Regions from separate parts of the Homo sapiens genome. Here region 1 is linked to region 2. A link is a loop called in an ENCODE intact Hi-C map of the cell type or tissue named here. Cell type or tissue: mammary epithelial cell. All regions are shown on one strand. Links, peaks and the distances in the headings refer to the core of each region. The heading gives the core; the rest is flanking DNA.

What was found. A loop is a pair of places that touch in the nucleus more often than their neighbours do. Peaks named below come from ENCODE experiments on the same cell type or tissue, not always from the same donor. Only the 100,000 strongest peaks of a DNase experiment are listed, where the experiment ranks them.
Region 1: a loop joins it to region 2, with 8 times the contacts of the local background. A loop is called at or near these places in 4 of 110 quality-filtered maps.

Annotation. Positions count from the first base shown.
Region 1 is chr3:112,649,844-112,658,738 of GRCh38, forward strand. No RefSeq gene overlaps it. Among named protein-coding and RNA genes, the nearest start is that of CCDC80, 13 kb to the left of the region's middle. In mammary epithelial cell, for the core only: a CTCF peak has its summit at 5,324 (motif pointing right); DNase peaks (open chromatin) are centred at 3,868 and 4,378; H3K27ac peaks cover 3,591 bases.
Region 2 is chr3:112,768,659-112,777,553 of GRCh38, forward strand. No RefSeq gene overlaps it. Among named protein-coding and RNA genes, the nearest start is that of LINC02042, 24 kb to the left of the region's middle. RefSeq lists an enhancer at 1,444-1,738. In mammary epithelial cell, for the core only: no CTCF peak of the experiment used is centred there; DNase peaks (open chromatin) are centred at 1,583, 5,393, 5,823, 7,543 and 1 weaker place; H3K27ac peaks cover 4,926 bases.

The DNA of each region.
Region 1 (8,895 bases), core at 352-8,351, 120 kb before region 2:
GTGGGTTTCACTTTTTAATGTGTATCATTTCTAGTCTGTTCCTCTACTCTAAATGTTAAGCAATTTGAAGGTAAGGACTGTGTCCTCACCATCTAGCACAGTTTGATTAGCAGATGGTAAACTCCCAATTACAATTCATTGAATGAGTGAATGGTATAACAAATACATGCAAACTCATAAGCTTTGTATTCAAGGCAGCATTTCAGAGTAAGCAGAGAACTGTTTTCTAGTTTAGTCAGAAAAGGAAACTCAGTGATTAAGCAAACATTGATAACTGTTAAATATAAATGTGAGAATCTCTGACTATGCCTAGGTATTTGTATTTTATTTCTTTAAACTCACCCAAAGTTCAGCATTACTTAAATATATTACATTTATATTTATATCTATATCTATCTACACATACAACAAATATATGTGTTTACAGATATACACATATCTGTAAATATGTATATATACATATAATCTAAACACACAAGCAAATATATATATATTTGTGTGTGCAGATAGAAATATACACAGATACATATATATATATATATATATACACACACATATCTGTAAATTGCTGTACCTATAAGGTTCACACTTAGTGTTGCTATTATCTCATTCTTGCAAGGAATAGTTTTTCTTCTCATTGAATACAATGATATATTTTTTACTCCATGGCCCTTTCAAATATGTGCCAAGTAACCAGTCAGATACTGTGAAATGACGTAGTGTGATTTCTGAGCATAGGTCATAAAAGCCACTGTGACTTCTGTTTTTCCCTTCTTGGATAACTTGCTCTGAGGGAAGCTAACTGCCATCCTGTGAAAACACTCAAGTAGCTCCTTGGAGAGCTCCATGTGTTAAGGAAATGAGGCTTCCTGGCAACAGCCAGCACTGACTTGTCTGCCTCATGAGTGGGCCATCTCAGAAGCACATTCTCTAGCTCCATTCCAGGCTTCGGGTAACTACAGCCCTAATGAACTTCTCAACTGCAACCTCATGAGAGACCCCAAGACAGAACCACTCAGTTATGCTGCGCCCAAATTCTTGACTTACAGAAACTATGTGAAATAATAAATGTCTATTGCTGCTTTAAGTTTGGGGGTAGTTTATTATGTAGCAATAGATAACTAATATCCTTGATATATACGTTGGGGAAGTTCACACATTTTTAAAAACACAAAGAATGTTTAAAAGCAATTGAAAGTAATAAAAAATTCATAGAATTGACTCCATTGTTGGGTTGCAAAGAAGACATCAACTTGAGTAATCTTTTCATTATTATCCAAACCAGGATTCTGAGAGTGAAAGAGGAACACTTTTAATAATTAAAAGAGAACACCAGGTATAAACTGATATGGTTACAGGAAAACCAGGACATGCAGTCACCCTATATGTCATCTGACCTGAAAAGAGATCGGCCAGAAAAAAGCTGTCACTGGGTGTAACCAGTGAAGAATGGTGTAACCATCTCAGGCTGTGAGAAGCAGCCCAGGACACCGGAGAAGAGGCCTGGGAACTTTTTGGACTAAAATGCAGCATGAAATCAAAAATAAAATCTGGAGAATTGAGTAAAAAAAGATGTTGCTTTCTCAAGTGAGCAGAGAACTTCAGAAAGATAACTCAAGGCTCCCCGGGCCTAGAAGTTCCCTGAGCTGGGACATAGGTAGTGATCCTGGCAGTAACAGTGGAAACCTAATGATGGTCTGAAGTTGGATCCAGCTGAAAGGAGTAATGAGATGCCTACAATGTAATATCTGAATGGAGCTTGCTACCCTGAGATTTCCTCCTGTAAAGAAGTTTTTGAGCTCTAACCACCAGATAAGTATGACACAGAAGACGCCCTGGGGAAGTTCAAGAAGAATGCATGGCTTCAGGGCTGTGATCATCAGGAGAAAACCACTTGGGGGTTTGAGTGTGGGCTGCACAGATTTACTGGAATTATGAAGCATGCTAGACACACCTCACAGGGCATATTGAATAGTGAACATTCCCATATATGAACGGAGAGCAGAGCCACAGAACCTTTGCTTCCAGTTGAACAGCAGCTTAGTAGCATGATTTGGAAATTGGGAAGCAGTGATTCCATTAATTAAGGGTTTTAATAACTTGGTTATTAAAAAGTTTGCCTGGGTCTAAACTTGGAATAAGATGGAAAGAATTTGTTTTTACCATGTTGGGCCTAAATTAACCTGGCTACACAAAGAGTTGCTTTTTTTAAGAAAAAAAAAAAGGCAGAAAGAAGAAAGAAGATGTGGTTTAAATTTTATTTTAAGAACAAAATAGCTTATTTTATATATATACACACATACACATATATACATATATACACATATATACATATATACACATATATACATATATACATATATACATACATTCTCACACATATATGTGTATGTACACATATGTACATGTATGTGTATATATATGTATGTATGTTTTTTTGAGACAGAGTTTCGTTCTTGTTGCCCAGGCTGGAGGACAGTGGTGCGACCTCGGCTCACTGCAATGTCTGCCTCCCAGGTTCAAGCAATTCTCCTGCCTCGTCTTCCCAGGTAGCTGGGATTACAGGCACGAGACACCATGCCTAGCTATTTTTTTTTTTTTTTGTATTTTTAGTAGAGGCATGGTTTCACCATGTTGGTCTCGAACTCCTGACCTCAGGTGATCCACCTGTCTCAGCCTCCCAAAGTGCTGGGATTACAAGCATGAGCCACCACACCTGACGCTTATTTTATTTTTTAAAAATTGTAGCTTTAATTTTATTTGTAATTTATTAGTGTCTCAAAATAGATGACCATTAAAACATGACGTATGTACACCTATACATGGTGAGCAAGTATATCTGAATTATTGAGATTTTTGTACGAGTGATTATGGTAGAAATAGAGCATAAAACAATGTCTTAAATCCAGAGGTTATTTTTGAGTTTTTAAACAAATATTTTATTATGTGCAAGTGAATAATATCCACCCAATTTATTGATATGACAGAGGTACTTGGGGAAATATTTGAAACTGTTTTACACATATTCAGAACTTGATAAACTGATGATTTAAAGAACCAATTTATCTCCTGTTTTTCAATTACAACACAGCCAGTTAAATGTTCACTCGACTATTCAAATTCAACTTACTTCTGTGAAAAGAATAACCCAGTTGCTTTTCTTTCTCCTTTTTCTCTACTGTGCTTTCCAGCATCCTTTCAGCTATACTTTCACATGCCCAAATATTAGAGAATATTTCAGCTTACTATAAGGAAGATGTTCTATAAGAGCTATTTAGAGAAGGGGAGAGATGCTTGGGGAGGCAGAAAGCACCCTGTTGGAGAAGGTGTTAAATTAAAGTGGGAGGAGGGATCCTTAACAGAGAACTTAAGCATTAGGTGCCTTTTATAAAATGTATGAACTCAGATGTTGGTCGTAAATATACAACCTTTGGGGCAAGGCGGCAAGGTAAAGTGTTTGAAGAACGGGTTCTGAGGTATCGTCCTCTGTGGGAGTTCTTCAGTTACTTGTTCATCATTAGGAGAAAGGGCTTAGCCTCTGGCTGCCTTCCTTGGTTACATAAGCCTTTCATCCCTGAGGGCCCAACCCTAAGGCACTGGTTGCTTATTTGAATGAAGAGCATTTTAAATTCTAGACTTTGAATCTGTTAAAAGCTTATCTGGTTGGCTTGGTATCATTTTCTTCTATGTTGGTAAATTCATGCCAGACACATTTATTTAACACAATGACTTTTATGTGAGGCAATAGGACAAAGTCTTCAGCTACCCATCTTGTTCCTACTTCATTAGTTCTCCCTGCCTTGGGAATGAGTAGCCTACCCTCATCTTTGCCCCTGGCTCCAAACACATCCAGCGCAAACACTGAGAACTGTTCTGTGGGACATACCAAGACAGTGTCTCATGCTCTCTGGAGGTCATCATAGAAATCTGATGTAGACTACAAATATGTAGATAATTCTCTTTGTGTTTGTCATCCAGACACCCTGTGAAGGCTGGCAAAAACTGTTCTTATTCTCCAAATATTCACTGGCGTGTATTTGTGTAGTAAAATTATGTTTCGGGTTTGGAAATTTTTTTTTAAAATGAACATCTGTTATTCTCTTTCAGTGGAGAGGTTCTCCACACAGCTGAGCAGGGCAACTTGGCTTCGTCCACCATCTATGTAAAGTCACAAATGGAGATTGTCACCCGGCAGCTTTTTGTTGATTGGCTGACCAGCTGCCGCACATCTCCCACAGCTGGTTTGGCTCTGAAAGGCTCATGGGAGAAGAGACAGTCAGGGTCAGCTTGTTCTGTGCACACAGCTCACGGGAGCTCCAGGAGCAGGGATAGATGTTTTGATCAGCCATTACTGAATGCTAAAGTCATAGGCCTGAGTGGGTGTGAGGGAGGGAGAGGGGTTTGGTATGTGCATTTTAGGATGTTGAATCATAGCAGCTTAGTTTTTAGAGCAATCATTTTTACCTCCTGGTGTCTCTCTTCCCTATTTCTGTGATATTAAATTATAGAGAATGTAACCTGTGCTAAGGTAAATGTACTAAAAAAAAAACTGCTTTAGTTTTTCCAAAGAAATAAGATCTTTGGGTCCATTTTATAAGTCCCATATTATTTTGAGAAGGAAGTTTGTGTTCAATATGTCTCAGTACTCCTGAATACAAAAATACTTCAGGTTCCATAGACCACTCCAACTGTGAGCTTCTAGACCCTGGATTTCAAGAGGGCCAAAATACACGGTTAAAAGCACTCTTTCCAAATTCTTCAGCAAAATTATATTGATAGTCATAACAATACATCCTATATGCAGTTGTAGATTACTCTTCCTGACTCAAGGCACACTATTTCTGATTCACAGCTCTAGCGAAGTTATTGTCTTCTTCAATTTCCTCCAATGGCTCACAGCTGTCAAAAGTACAGGTCACACTCTTTAGCTCAGCATTCAAGGTCCTCTATGTTTTGATCCTCTGATCCCAAACTATTTGTCCAAACTCGTTGCCGACTACTGCCGTTAATGCCTCTTTCAATCCAACCAAATGCATTACATACTGTTTTGTTACTGTTGTTGCCCCTCATTCTCCCACTTCTGCACCTTTGCATGTTCTGTTCCCTGATCTCCTCAAGTCCAAATGCCCCCTAATTGTCTAGATCCAGTTCAAATGCATCTGCTCCATAAAGTCTTCCCTGAGCCCTCTCCAACTGGACCAATCTCTGTCTCCTCCAAATATCAAATCCCTCTGCCCAACCCTCTCTCAAAGCACCTATTAGTACTTTCTGTCTGGAGTTATGTAAATAGCTCATAGTGCCAGCTGTCCTACCTTCCTCCAGCAGGGGCAGGCAGAACCTATGTCTAGTTTACCTTTCTACTTTTCTTAGCGCCTTACGAATAGCGCGTGCTTGATATATTTTTGTTACAAATATAGCAATTAATATTTGTAGATAACTTCAGAATTTACAAAGTGGGTTCACATTCATTACTTCACTAAATTTTCAAAAGTGAAAGTAGAAAGAACATGATTTTTAAATTACAAATAAGGAGAAGAGAAAGGCAACTAACTTTTAATCAGAATTAACTTTTACTTATTTATCAAACTATTATTTATATCATTATTAATGTCTGCCTCTTCTGCCATATTGTTAAACTCCATGAAAACAAGAACCATGCCTATTTTTTCACTGTTATATTTCTATTGCTCAGCACATTGCCAAACATGGTGTTAAAAAGACAAACATTGTTGAATGAATAAATGAGTGAATACCATCAGCCAAGCTGTGGGTTCAGTGTACTATATTTACTGTTTTACTCTCACAGCCAATATTATCTTCATTTAACAGCCAAGGAAATGTAGTCTCCAGGGCACACAATGCTTATGTTTGTAGCTGGAATTGAAACCCTTATAAAACCCTTCAACTGGTATTACTTTATCGAAACCCTTATTAAACCCTGTTTATATGATTATATTATACGATTATAGATAGCATGTGGTTTTCCATCACACAATCAGCCTCCCATGAGGTAGGTGCCTTTAAGTTGTTTTTCTTTTGTTGATGTTATTGTTGTTGTTTACCCCAATTGCTTTCTAATTCCATTTTTAAAAAGAATTGTTCAGAATTACTGTAACTTGACTTAAATATTTATCTTTGTAAGTTACAGACACCAGAGTTAAAAATAGTGGAAAAGGTGTTAGTCACTATTGCCAAGTCCAATAGTATCATTGTGTGAGGGTAGTTGGGGGTGCATTCTTGGAAGAGAGGGGATAATTTTCTAAAGATTTCTCTACCTCTACTGTATTTCCCTACTTTCCTCTAAAATAACTTTTTTATCTAAGAGCAAATAATAAATTCTCATCTCAATTTATTTTGTGCTAAGTCATCCAGAGGAATATTCATAGTTACATTTTGGTGATTCTCTTTGAAGAGAGGAAATGAATATGTGCTGAGTGACCTCTTTGTCAGGCCAGAACTTTTTTTTTTTTTTTTTTTGAAATGAAGGCTCACTCTGTCACCCAGGCTGGAGTGCAGTGGTGCTATCTCAGCTCACTGCAACCTCTGCCTCCTGGGTTCAAGTGATTCTCCTGCCTCAGCCTCCTGAGTAGTTGGGATTACAGGCGGCTGTCACCATGCCTGGCTAATGTTTGTATTTTTAGTAGAGATGGGGTTTCACCATGTTGGCCAGGCTGGTCTCAAACTCCTGACCTCAAGTGATCTGCCCGCCTTGGCCTCCCAAAGTGCTGGGATTACAGGTGTGAGCCACCACACCCATCCCAATGCCAGAACTTTTAGGTGAATAACCTGATAAAGTAAATATTATTATCACTGATATATTATTTATTTATTTATATATTTATTTAATTTTTTATAATTTCAACTTTTATTTTAGATTCAGGGAGTACAAATGAAGATTTGTTACATGGGTACATTGCATGATGCTGAGGTTTGGGGTACCACTGATCCTATCACTCAGCTAGTGAGCATAGTACCTAATAGTTTTTCAAGATTTCTTCCTTTCTCCCTCCCTCTCCACTCTAGTGTCCCCAGTGTCTATTGTTCCCATCTTTGTGTCCGTGTATACTCAATGCTTAGCTTCCATTTATAAGCGAGAACACGCAGTGCTTGGTTTTCTGTTCCCGTGTTAATTCACTTAGGATAATAATCTCCAGCTGCATCTATGTTGCTGAAAAGGACAAGATTTTGTTCTTCTTTATGGCTGTGTAGTGTTCCATAGTGTATATATACCACATTTTCTTTATCCAACCTACTGTCAGTGGGCACCTAGGTTGAGTCTATGTCTTTGCTATAGCGAATAGTATACAAGTATATGTGTCTTTTTGGTAGAATGATTTATTTTCCTTTGCGTATTTACCCAGTAATGGGATTGCTTGTTCGAAAGGTAGTTCTGTTTTAAGTTCTTTGAGAAATCTCTAAATGGCTTTCCACAGTGATTGAACTGATTTACATTCCCACCAACAACATATAATGGTCCCTTTTTCTCCTCAGCCCCACCAGCATCTGCTGTTTTCTGACTTTTTAATAATCGCCATTCTGACTGATGGGAGATGGTGTCTTATTGCGGTTTTAATTTGCATTTCCTTGATGGTTAATGATGTTGAGAATTTTTTCATATGTGTTTTGGCTGCTTGTATGTCTTCGTTTGAGAAGCATCCATGTCTTTTGTCTATTTTTTAATGGGATTGTTATTTGCTTGTTTGAATTGTTAAAGTTACTTACAGATTCTGGACATTAGACCTTTGCCAGATGCATAGTTTGCAAATATTTTCTACCGGTCTGTTTACTCTGTTGATAGTTTCTTTTGCTGTGCAGAAACTCTTTAGTTTAATTAGGCCTCACTTGTCAATTTTTGGTTTTGTTGCAATTGCTTTTGAGGACTTAGTCATACATCCTTTCCCAAGATCAAAGTCCAGAATGATATTTCCTAGGTTTTCTTCTAGTATTCTTAGAGTTTGAGGTGTTACATTTGAGTCTTCACTTGATCTTAAGTTAATTTTGTATATGGTGAAAAGTAGTAATCCAGTTTCATTCTTCTTTGTATGGCTACCCAGCTATCCCAGTGCCATTTATTGAATAGGCAGTCCTTCCCTCATGGCTTATTTTTGTTGACTTTGTCAAAGATCAGATGGCTATAGGAGTGTAGCTTTATTTCTGAATTATCTATTCTGTTCCATAGGTCTATGTGTCTGTTTTTGTACCAGTACCATGATGTTTCGTTTACTCTAGCCCTATAGTGTATTTGAAATCAGGTAATATGATACTTCCAGCTTTGTTCTTTTTGCTTAGGACTTCTTTGGCTATTCAGGCTCTTTTTTGGTTCCATATGAATTTTAGAATAGTTTTTTCTAGTTCTGCGAAAAGTGACAGAGGTAGAAAAAACTAGTTCTGGTAGTTTTTGGTAGTTTGATAGGAATAGCATTGAATCTGTAGATAGCTTTTGACAGTATGGCCATTTTAATGGTATTGATTCTTCCAATTCATGAACCTGGAACATTTTTTCATTTGTTTGTGTCATCTATGATTACTTTGAGCAGTGTTTTGTAGTTCTCCTTTTCGAGATTTTTCACCTCCTTGGTTAGATGTATTCCTAGGTATTTTATTCTTTTTGTGGTTATTCTGAATGGGATTCAATTCTTGATTTGGCTCTTTGCTTGAACGTTATTTGTGAATAGAAGCGCTACTGATTTTTATATATTGACTTTTGTATCCTAAAATTTTACTGAAGTCATTTGTCAGTTCCAGGAGCATTTTTGGCAGAGTCTTTAGGGTTTTCTAGGTATGGAATCATAGAATCAGTGAAGATAGATAGTTTGACTTCTTTTCTTATTTGGATGCCTTTTATTTTTCCTCTAGCCTGACTGTTCTGGCTAGGACTTCCAGTCCTATGTTGAA
Region 2 (8,895 bases), core at 467-8,466:
TGGTTGATAAAATTTCCTAACATTAAATAGGCTGTATCATGTAAGCAAAGATTTCTTAAACAGATTACAAAAATAAATTGCTTATACAGAAAAAGACTGATAAAGCAGACTTCATTAATTCCAAGAACTTCTCAAAAAAGATACCACTAAGAGAGTAAAAAGACATGCCACAGACTTAGAAAAAATATTTGCAACTCATCTATCCAACAAAGATTCAGTATTTAATGTACTTAAAGAAATCACACATCAATAAGAAAAGGACAGTTGACTCAAATACAGTGACTCCTTGAACAACGAAGGGGTTAGGGGGCAGCAATCCCTGTGCAGTTGAAAATCTAGGTATAACTTTTGACTCCCCAGAAACTTAACTACTAATAGCCTACTGTTGACCAGAAGCCTTATTGATAGCATAAACAGTCGGTTGACACATATTTTGTATGTTCTATGTATTATATACTGTCTTCTTTCAATAAAGTAAGCCAAAGAAAAGAAAATAATAAGGAAGAGAAGATATATGTACTATTCATTAAGTGGAAATGAAACATCATAAAAGTCTTCATCCTCATGATCTTCACTTTGAGTAGGCTGAGGAAGAGGAAGAGAAGGAGTTGGTCTTGCTGTCTCAGGGGTGGTGGAAGCAGAAAGAAATCTGCACATAAGCGGACTTGCACAGTTCAAACCCATGTTGTTCAAGGGTCCATTGTAAATACAATTTTATGAGAGGAGAGGCAAATGGCAAAAGACTTGAACTTCACAAGATATTCAGGGAAATGCAAATTGAAACCATCCCTTGCTCTCAGAATGGGGGGGAAAGGGTGGTGACAAAGACATGGAACATCTGGAATTCTCATACATTGTTTTTGGGAGCAAAATTGGTATGAACATTTTGGAAATATATTTTTAATAGAAGTATCTACTAATAGCTATATAAACACATACCCTATAATCCAAAATTCCATTCCTTAGTGCACAAGAATAGTCATAGCAGCAGTTTGAGTCCCAACTGAAACCAGCCCAAATATTCATTAACAATAGAATGAATAAGCACATTGTGATAAATGTATGAAAATGGGATATTACTCAGCAATGGAAATGAACTAGCACTAACATAGCAATGTGGATGAGTCTCACAAACATAGTAAAAGAAGCCCAACATGAGAATGATTTTGAAACTGCCTTTGCAAAATTATGACTGAGACAGTGAAAGAGATCTAACTTAACTGACTCCATCTTGCTTCTAACTTCCAAGCTGTCCTTGTTCATTACTGGGTGTAGGTTGAACTAACTTTGGGAGAAACTTAGTTTGTAGTTTATAATTTAAGCAAAGATGGTAACAGCTCTTTCCCAAAGCATACCTCCTTCTTTCCTGGGGACTAGACCAACATTAGCCACAAGATTAGAAATTATGGTTTAGGAGTCATGCAGCTGGAAGCTACAAGATTCTGATTCTCCCTAAACTGCTCCTAAGATCAGGGCTTGAGATATTTTGCAGACCCTGCACTTGTTGGATCAGCTGGCACCACCCAGATGATTAACTGGCTCATCTGATCTTGTGGCCCCGCCCAGGAACTGACTCAGCGTAAGAAGACAGCTTCAGCTCCCTATGATTTCATCCCTGACCAATCAGCACTTCTGGCCCCACTGGCTTTTCCCCACCCACCAAATTGTCCTAAAAAACTCTGCTCCCTAAATGCTTGGGGAGACTGATTTGAGTAATAATAAAACTCTGGTCTCCCACACAGCCGGCCCTGTGTGAATTACTCTTTCTCTATTGCAGAGGGCAAGGTGAACCCCTTGGGCAGTTACAAATTCATTTACATAAATTTGAAATGACAAAAACAAGTTATGGTGATCACATCAAGATAGCAGTTATCTTTAGGGGAGTGGGAAGTGACTGAGAGAGACACAGGGGAAATTCTGGAATGATTTTTATGTTCTATTTCTTGATTTTATGAAGGATACACATTTCTGGTTTTTAAAAATTCATCAATTTGTACACATTTATGAGTTTTATATTTGTCTGAGTGTGTTATATGTTAATAAAAATTCTGTGGTAAGTCTGGGCATGGTGGCTCACACCTGTAATCCAGCACTTTGAGAGGCCAAGGCGGGTGGATCATCTGAGGTCAGGAGTTCGAGTCCAGCCTGGCCAGCATGGTGAAACCCATCTCTACTAAAAATACAAAAATTAACCAGGCGTGGTGGTGGGTGCCTGTAATCCCAGCTACTCAGGAGGCTGAGGTAGAAGAATCACTTGAGCCCGGGAAGCCGCGGTTGCAGTGAGCCAAGATCATGCCATTGCGCTCCAGCTTGGATGACAAGAGGGAAACTCTGTCTCAAAAAAAAAAAAAAAATTATGTGGAATATGGTTCCCATGTGAGTCTGACTTGGAGCTCTGCAGCCTTTCTGGGAGGAGATGCCTCATCTCCTCCATGAGAGTGGGCAGAAAGATAAGAGAGGCAATGAAGAGTTATCAAGGTTCAACCTCATGAGAAGCCTTGTGAAGTGACAAAACAACTTTACCATGAACCCATGTACACTCAGTGCCAAAGGAGAGCCACTGCTTGAGGGAAGGCTCACGCAACAAGGTGTAGGGGAGGGCCTCAGAGAGACAGCAGACACTGCATCTGGGTCTTGCTCTGCCCCATGAGGCAGGCACTGTTGTTAGAGAGAAGAAAACTGAGGCATGTAAAGATTTGGTACAGAGCCCTGGGTCACATGTGTTGAAGTGGCAAGATCTGAATCCAGGATTTGAACTTTCAGCAGCCTGTCTTCAGAGCTTGAGAACTTTACTACTATGCAGTGGAACCTCTTGCAAAGGCAAGGTTGTCCAGTAGACATGGAAAGTGAGCCACATATGTGGTTTTAAATAATCTAGCAGCCACATATGAAAAAGCAAGAACGAGGTGAAATTAGTTTCAATATTACATTTTAACCTGATATATCCAAGATATTATTTCCACATGTAAGAAATACAAGAATAAAATTAGTGATGAGATAGTTCACTATTTTTAAAATACTGATATTTCACTGTTTAAAAGTCTTTGAAATCCTGTGGATATTTTCTATTACAGCACATCTCTGTGTTGTACTCTCCCATCAGATTAGCACTCTCCCATCAGATTAGCACTCTCCCATCAGATTAGTCCTTCTGCTTCATTGGTCAGAATCACATATCCAAACCTAAATAATTATTGCTGTAGAAGACCAAAAATGTGCCATCCAGAGTAGGACTGTAGGAGACCTGAAAATGATACCCCCAAATATGCCTCCTCGTCATAAGGATCATTTTGAAGGGATTATTTTGAGAAACTGCACACATGAGATTTACAGCACATCTCTATTTTGGACTAGCCACATTTGCAGGGTTTATATGGCTACTGGCCACTGTACTGGATGGCGCAGGTCTAGAGAGCTGGAAAGAAAAGAGGAAGACTATCCCAGTGAGAGGAGCGGCCTGGGCAAATGCTCAGGACAGGAGTGCTCTGAGCATTTGGGGCATCTTTCATGAACGGCCTGAATCTGAGCATTCTGACAACTGCTTCCAGGGAAATATGTTCTGCCACCTGGCAGACTCTTTTCTGCCTCTAGTAATTAGAGCTGAAAGTGCACATCCAAATGGGCCTCACTCAGAATCTCATGAACACACAGGCTTTCAGATCCACAAGTCAGGATGAGGGAGAACCTACTTTCAGCCATGTCCCTGTAAGTCTCCAAGTCTCCAAGGCCAAGCCTGGCCCTAACGCCCTCCATCTCCACCTGACCCCCAACCTCCTCAGGCCTGTCCCTCCTCTCCCTGCCAAGCAATCCCTTCTCAGGCTCATTCATCACTGTCCTTACCCCTACCATCCACCTCCATCCTCTTCCTCATTCCTGACTTCACACTTTGGGGCTGCTATTCTTCCTTCTTGCCTCCTCCTCTCTGCCTCTCCAAATCTCCCCAACAGTTTCCTTAGGACCTTAATGTAAGCTGTTTACATGATCTGTGAAGAGGCCAGCTCTCACCTGCAATCACAGTTTGGGCTGTACAAGCCAGCATTGTTCTCATATCCCATATGTCATAGTCTGGTCAGTTTCACAGCCAACTTGTCCCCCAACTAGAGCCATATCTTTTACCAACACAGTGTCAGAGAAACAGGAGGCAACTTAAAAATAAGCGTCATGAGAATAAAATCTCCAGGGACTGAAAGAAACAGAGTTCTCCTGCCAACAGGACTCTTAAAAGGTGACATTTTATAGTCGTTGTGCATTTGCCAAATAATGTCCTGCTAAATCATTCCTTGGAGTCTGTCTGATTACAGCGTTAACTATGAATTAATTCTCCATCTGTATAGGAAACAATGATATGCAGTAATGTGAACTATGTCCATGTTTAACTCATTTAGAAATACTGGCAAGAGGCTGGGAGCAGTAGCTCACGCCTGTAATCCCAGCACTTTGGGAGGCCGAGGTGGGCGGATCGCCTGAGGTCAGGAGTTTGAGACCAGCTTGGCCAACATGGTGAAACCTGATCTCTAGTAAAAATACAAAGATTAGCCGGGCGTGGTGGCGGGTGCCTGTAATCACAGCTACTCAGGAGGCTAAAGCGGGAGAATCACTTGAACCAGAGAGGCAGAGGTTGCAGCAAGCCGAGATCGCGCCATTGCACTCCAGCCTGGGCGACAAGAGTGAGACTCCGTCTTCAAAAAAAAAAAAAAAGAAAGAAAGAAAGAAAAGAAAAAGAAATACTGGCAAGAGTGGACTGAGGGATGTTCATTTGCAGACAAGCATGCCATGCAGGTGTGGGGGTGTTGTAAACAATGACAAGCGTTAGGGTCAGCTGCCACCAGAGATACATGACATGTAAATAAATAATGTTCTCAAATGTCTGCAATGATGCCTTATTTCTATGTAACCTCAGAAAAATTTAATTAAAATAATTTTACTATCATCCCTGAAGGCATGGTCCTCTCTTTGAGGTCTTCATCAAGTAATACTGGCAAATGCTCTGTTTCTGGGAAACAGGTAGCTATTTCTTTTTTCTTTTCTTTCTTTTCTTTCTTTTTTTTTTTTTTTTTTTTTTTTTTTTTTGAGATGGAATCTATCTCTGTCACCCAGGCTGGAGTGCAGTGGCACATTTTTGGCTCACTGCCACCTCCGTCTTTTGGGTTCAAGAGATTCTCGTGCCTCAGCCTCCTGAGTAGCTGGAATTACAGGCACCCGCCACCACGCTCATCTAATTTTTGTATTTTTAGTAGAGACAGGTTTTCACTGTGTTTGCCACTGTTCTTGAACTCCTGACCTCGTGATCCACCCACCTCGGCCTCGGAAAGTGCTGGGATTACAAGCGTGAGCCACCACGCCCAGCCACAGGTGGCTATTTCTACAAATAAAACCAGTGGTTGCCAGGACAATTAATAGAGGTGTTCTGTAAACCACAGGGCTAAACCTCTGTGCCAGGACCTGAGTCAAGTGCAAGATCAGCTGATAACTTGCAGAGTTGCTTCCTCTCTGACCTGCTTCTCTGCACATCTGTGAAATGGAAGGAAATGAGCTTATATCATGAGGTGGAATAAAACACTAACTAGAATGTACACCTATTGCAGGACTCTGCTGCTCACTGAATGGAGTCCTCAAGAGAAAGAGAATGAATGTGCCTTCTCTGATCCTCCCTAAAGTAGAAATGAAGCTTTAAATCTAGTTTCATAAAAAAAATTATTGTGGGGTGCAGGATATGAACATCAGGAGGAGAGAGCAGAATTAAGCACATCATTAATTCATGGTGTCCAGTCATCATCACTCTGGGCAAGGCTCTTTCTCGTTTTGTTTGCTCTTTTTTGTTTTATGTGAGTCATCCCTGACTTCTACTTGCCCCCAACCTCCCCGCAATACGTGCTCACTGAGTGTTCTTGGGTGTGTGTATATAGCAATACATTTGAAATTTTATGATGTTGCATTATCTCTGTCTATTCTCTATATATAAATGGTAGTAACTATAAAGCTCATTCTTTCTCTTCCTTTTTCACTCAGCATTATGCTTTTAGAGTTGTCCAGAGCTTGACGCACACTGTTCCCTATTTACCTACCCATTCCCCAGCGGTGGACACAGAGGTAGAGCATCAAGCCTAATGGTTAAGGCTTCATCCACAGGAAGCAGGCTGCCTGGCATGACACCCTATTCACCAGCTGTGCGAACTTAGCCCATTTGCTACACCTCCCATGCCTCAGTTTTCTCATTTCTAAAGTGGAGATAGTAAGAGTATTGAGAAGATGTAAAGTGTTTAGCACACATAAGCATCTAGCAAGTGTTAGCCATCAGCATCTGTATCATCGTTTTTATTCCCACACCCAGTGCCGCAATGAACACCCTCATACACATCCTTTTATGGGTCCATGCCTGGGTTTGTCTGGGGTGTAGGCTCTAGAAAGGGGTGGTTGGGTCACAGGGTGTAGACACACTTCATTTCACCATGTACTGCCAAATTGCTCTCCAGAATGACTACCCCAGTCTACAATCCCACCATCAGGTCCTGAGCATTCCGGGAAAGGTTTTTGCAGCCAGAGAGAGCACAGATTTTTAACATCTCCCCTCCAGTTGCACTGACATCATCTGTCTGAGAGACTTCTGTCCAAGTTGGATGGAGAAACAGCTCTAAGACACGTGGCTGATTTAGCAGTCTGTGCTATTCTGCACTCTAGAGCCCTAAGCCCTGTGGGGATTATGAAACAAGGGGGAATCAGAATCACCCTAATGGGGAGGAGAGCTTCAACGTGCCTCCCCAGGGGCTTCTGACCTCCACACTCTAGAAGGATGTGGACCTCTAGTTCATTCCCTGTGGGTAAAATCCCTGCCTCTGGGAAGCATTGTCACTGATGGATGATGTCAGCCCAGGACAAAAGGCAGAGAACCACGAAGGGAGGACAGCCCTTCAGTGGCTCAAGGCCCTGGAGAAGCTGGAAGATGATGATGCAACTTGATGGGTCAGGGGCACTGAATGTCCCTTATTCCAGAAAATTATTCTATTGTCAAAGATCTCTCCACAGCCTGGAATACCAGAAATGCCACTATTTAACTCATTCTTTAGAATTAAGCCCACATTTTCTCTGGAAGACCATGCACTATCAACAGTTACCTTGGAGGGCTCTGGGCTCAATGCCTGTTAGTACCAGAGAGTGTAAAAGATCTAAGCAGTAGTCACTGAAGAACTTGGACATCTGATAATTCTTTGGTAGGTGAAGCAGGAGATGTGTGTCTCAGGCTCCCTGGGGATGATGAATATAGCTCCGGGAGAGATGCGGAGGCTCATGTAAGTGTACCATCTAAATCCAGTCTGGCATCCACATCATACTCCGTTTTATGAGAGGCAAGTCAGTAAAATTTTGTTTCCTCTGTGTATGTCTGTCTCATAAGAGTTCATTAAACTTCAAAGGCAGAAGCCATGCAATTCACCCATTGCCTCACCCACTGGTGAGCTGTTTCTTACTTGGTCATCCTCCCCTTCTAAAAGGTAACGCTCTGGCTCCCAATTGTGCTGAAGCTGCTAGGAAGTGAAATTGACACTTGGATATATGAAGGTTTGTAGCCCCCAGGGATGAGAAGCAGAGAAAGAAACTCTGAATCAGGTGATGAGCAAGCAGCTTCCTGCCTAGTGAAGCAACAATCACGTGATGCTGATGGACTCTAGGCTTTCACACTCTGGTCTCAGACCTGTCTGCTAAGTATTCAAATTTTTGGATGCTAGAGAAGATAGTGAAAAAAGATTTATATTGGCATAGCAATAGATCACCAATTTAAAATATTGTTTATTTTTCATTACTTTTTATTCCATGTAATTTTTTCGGTACAGCAATAAGCTGACATCTAGCAACAGATATTTGTTGATGAGTGAGAAGTCAGTGAAGGACAGGGCTCCTCACTTAGTTCTCAGATCTCACTAAGGCTTGAGACCACTCTCACTTTCCCACATGGCCATTGATACCATAAGGTAAATATTGATTAAAATTAAAGAAATGGGCCAGGCGCAGTGGCTCACACCTGTAATCCTAGCACTTTGGGAGGTGAGGGTGGGCGGATCACGAGGTCAGGAGTTCAAGACCAGTCTGGCCAACATGGTGAAGCCCTGCGTCTACTAAAAATACAAAAAAATTAGCTGGGCGTGGTGGTGGTAGTCCCAGCTACTCAGGAGGCTGAGGCAGGATGATTGTTTGAACTGGGGAGGCAGAGGTTGCAGTGAGCCGAGATGGCACCATTGCACTCCAGCCTGGGCAAAAAGAGCAAAACTCTGTCTCAAAAAAAAAAAAATTAAAGAAATGTTGAAATCTGATACAAACATCTCAGCTGGAGGGTGGTTAAGCTACGGTTGAAGCATTAGTCTGATGTGTGGCAGGATGGGAATCCGAGGGGCCTGAAGCCTGGGCCAACAGCTGGCTCAAGAGAGAGAGAGATCAAGGTCCTGTGAAGACCAGGGTTAGAAAGTGGGTCAGCCTAAGAAACAATGATGCTTACAATGAACCCCTTAGAGAAGGCAGGGACTGATGTTGCAAAGGCAAGGATGATTTAAACAAGGAGCATCTGATGGAAGAGTGGAAGAGACAGGTTGAAAGGTGACAGTGGTGCTGGGTTTAGGGACAGGGATCTGGTGTGCAGGCAGTGGGGGGTGCTGAGATGAGTAAAATAACAAGGAATAAAAGAAGTAAAGGCTTGAGATCTGGGTCTAGAAGGAACTCTGTTACAGTTTCCCCTTACCCATGTTTTCTCCCTTTACAGCATATTCCATCCCCATCTCCTCCTCCCACTCCTGCGTACAGGCAGCAGGGCTCAAGCTAGACCCTATGGCATCCAGAGGAGGGCATCTGCTGGGGGTTTGTCTCTCCAATTTGGTGTCAAATTGGTATTAATGAGTGTCCTTTTCTCTA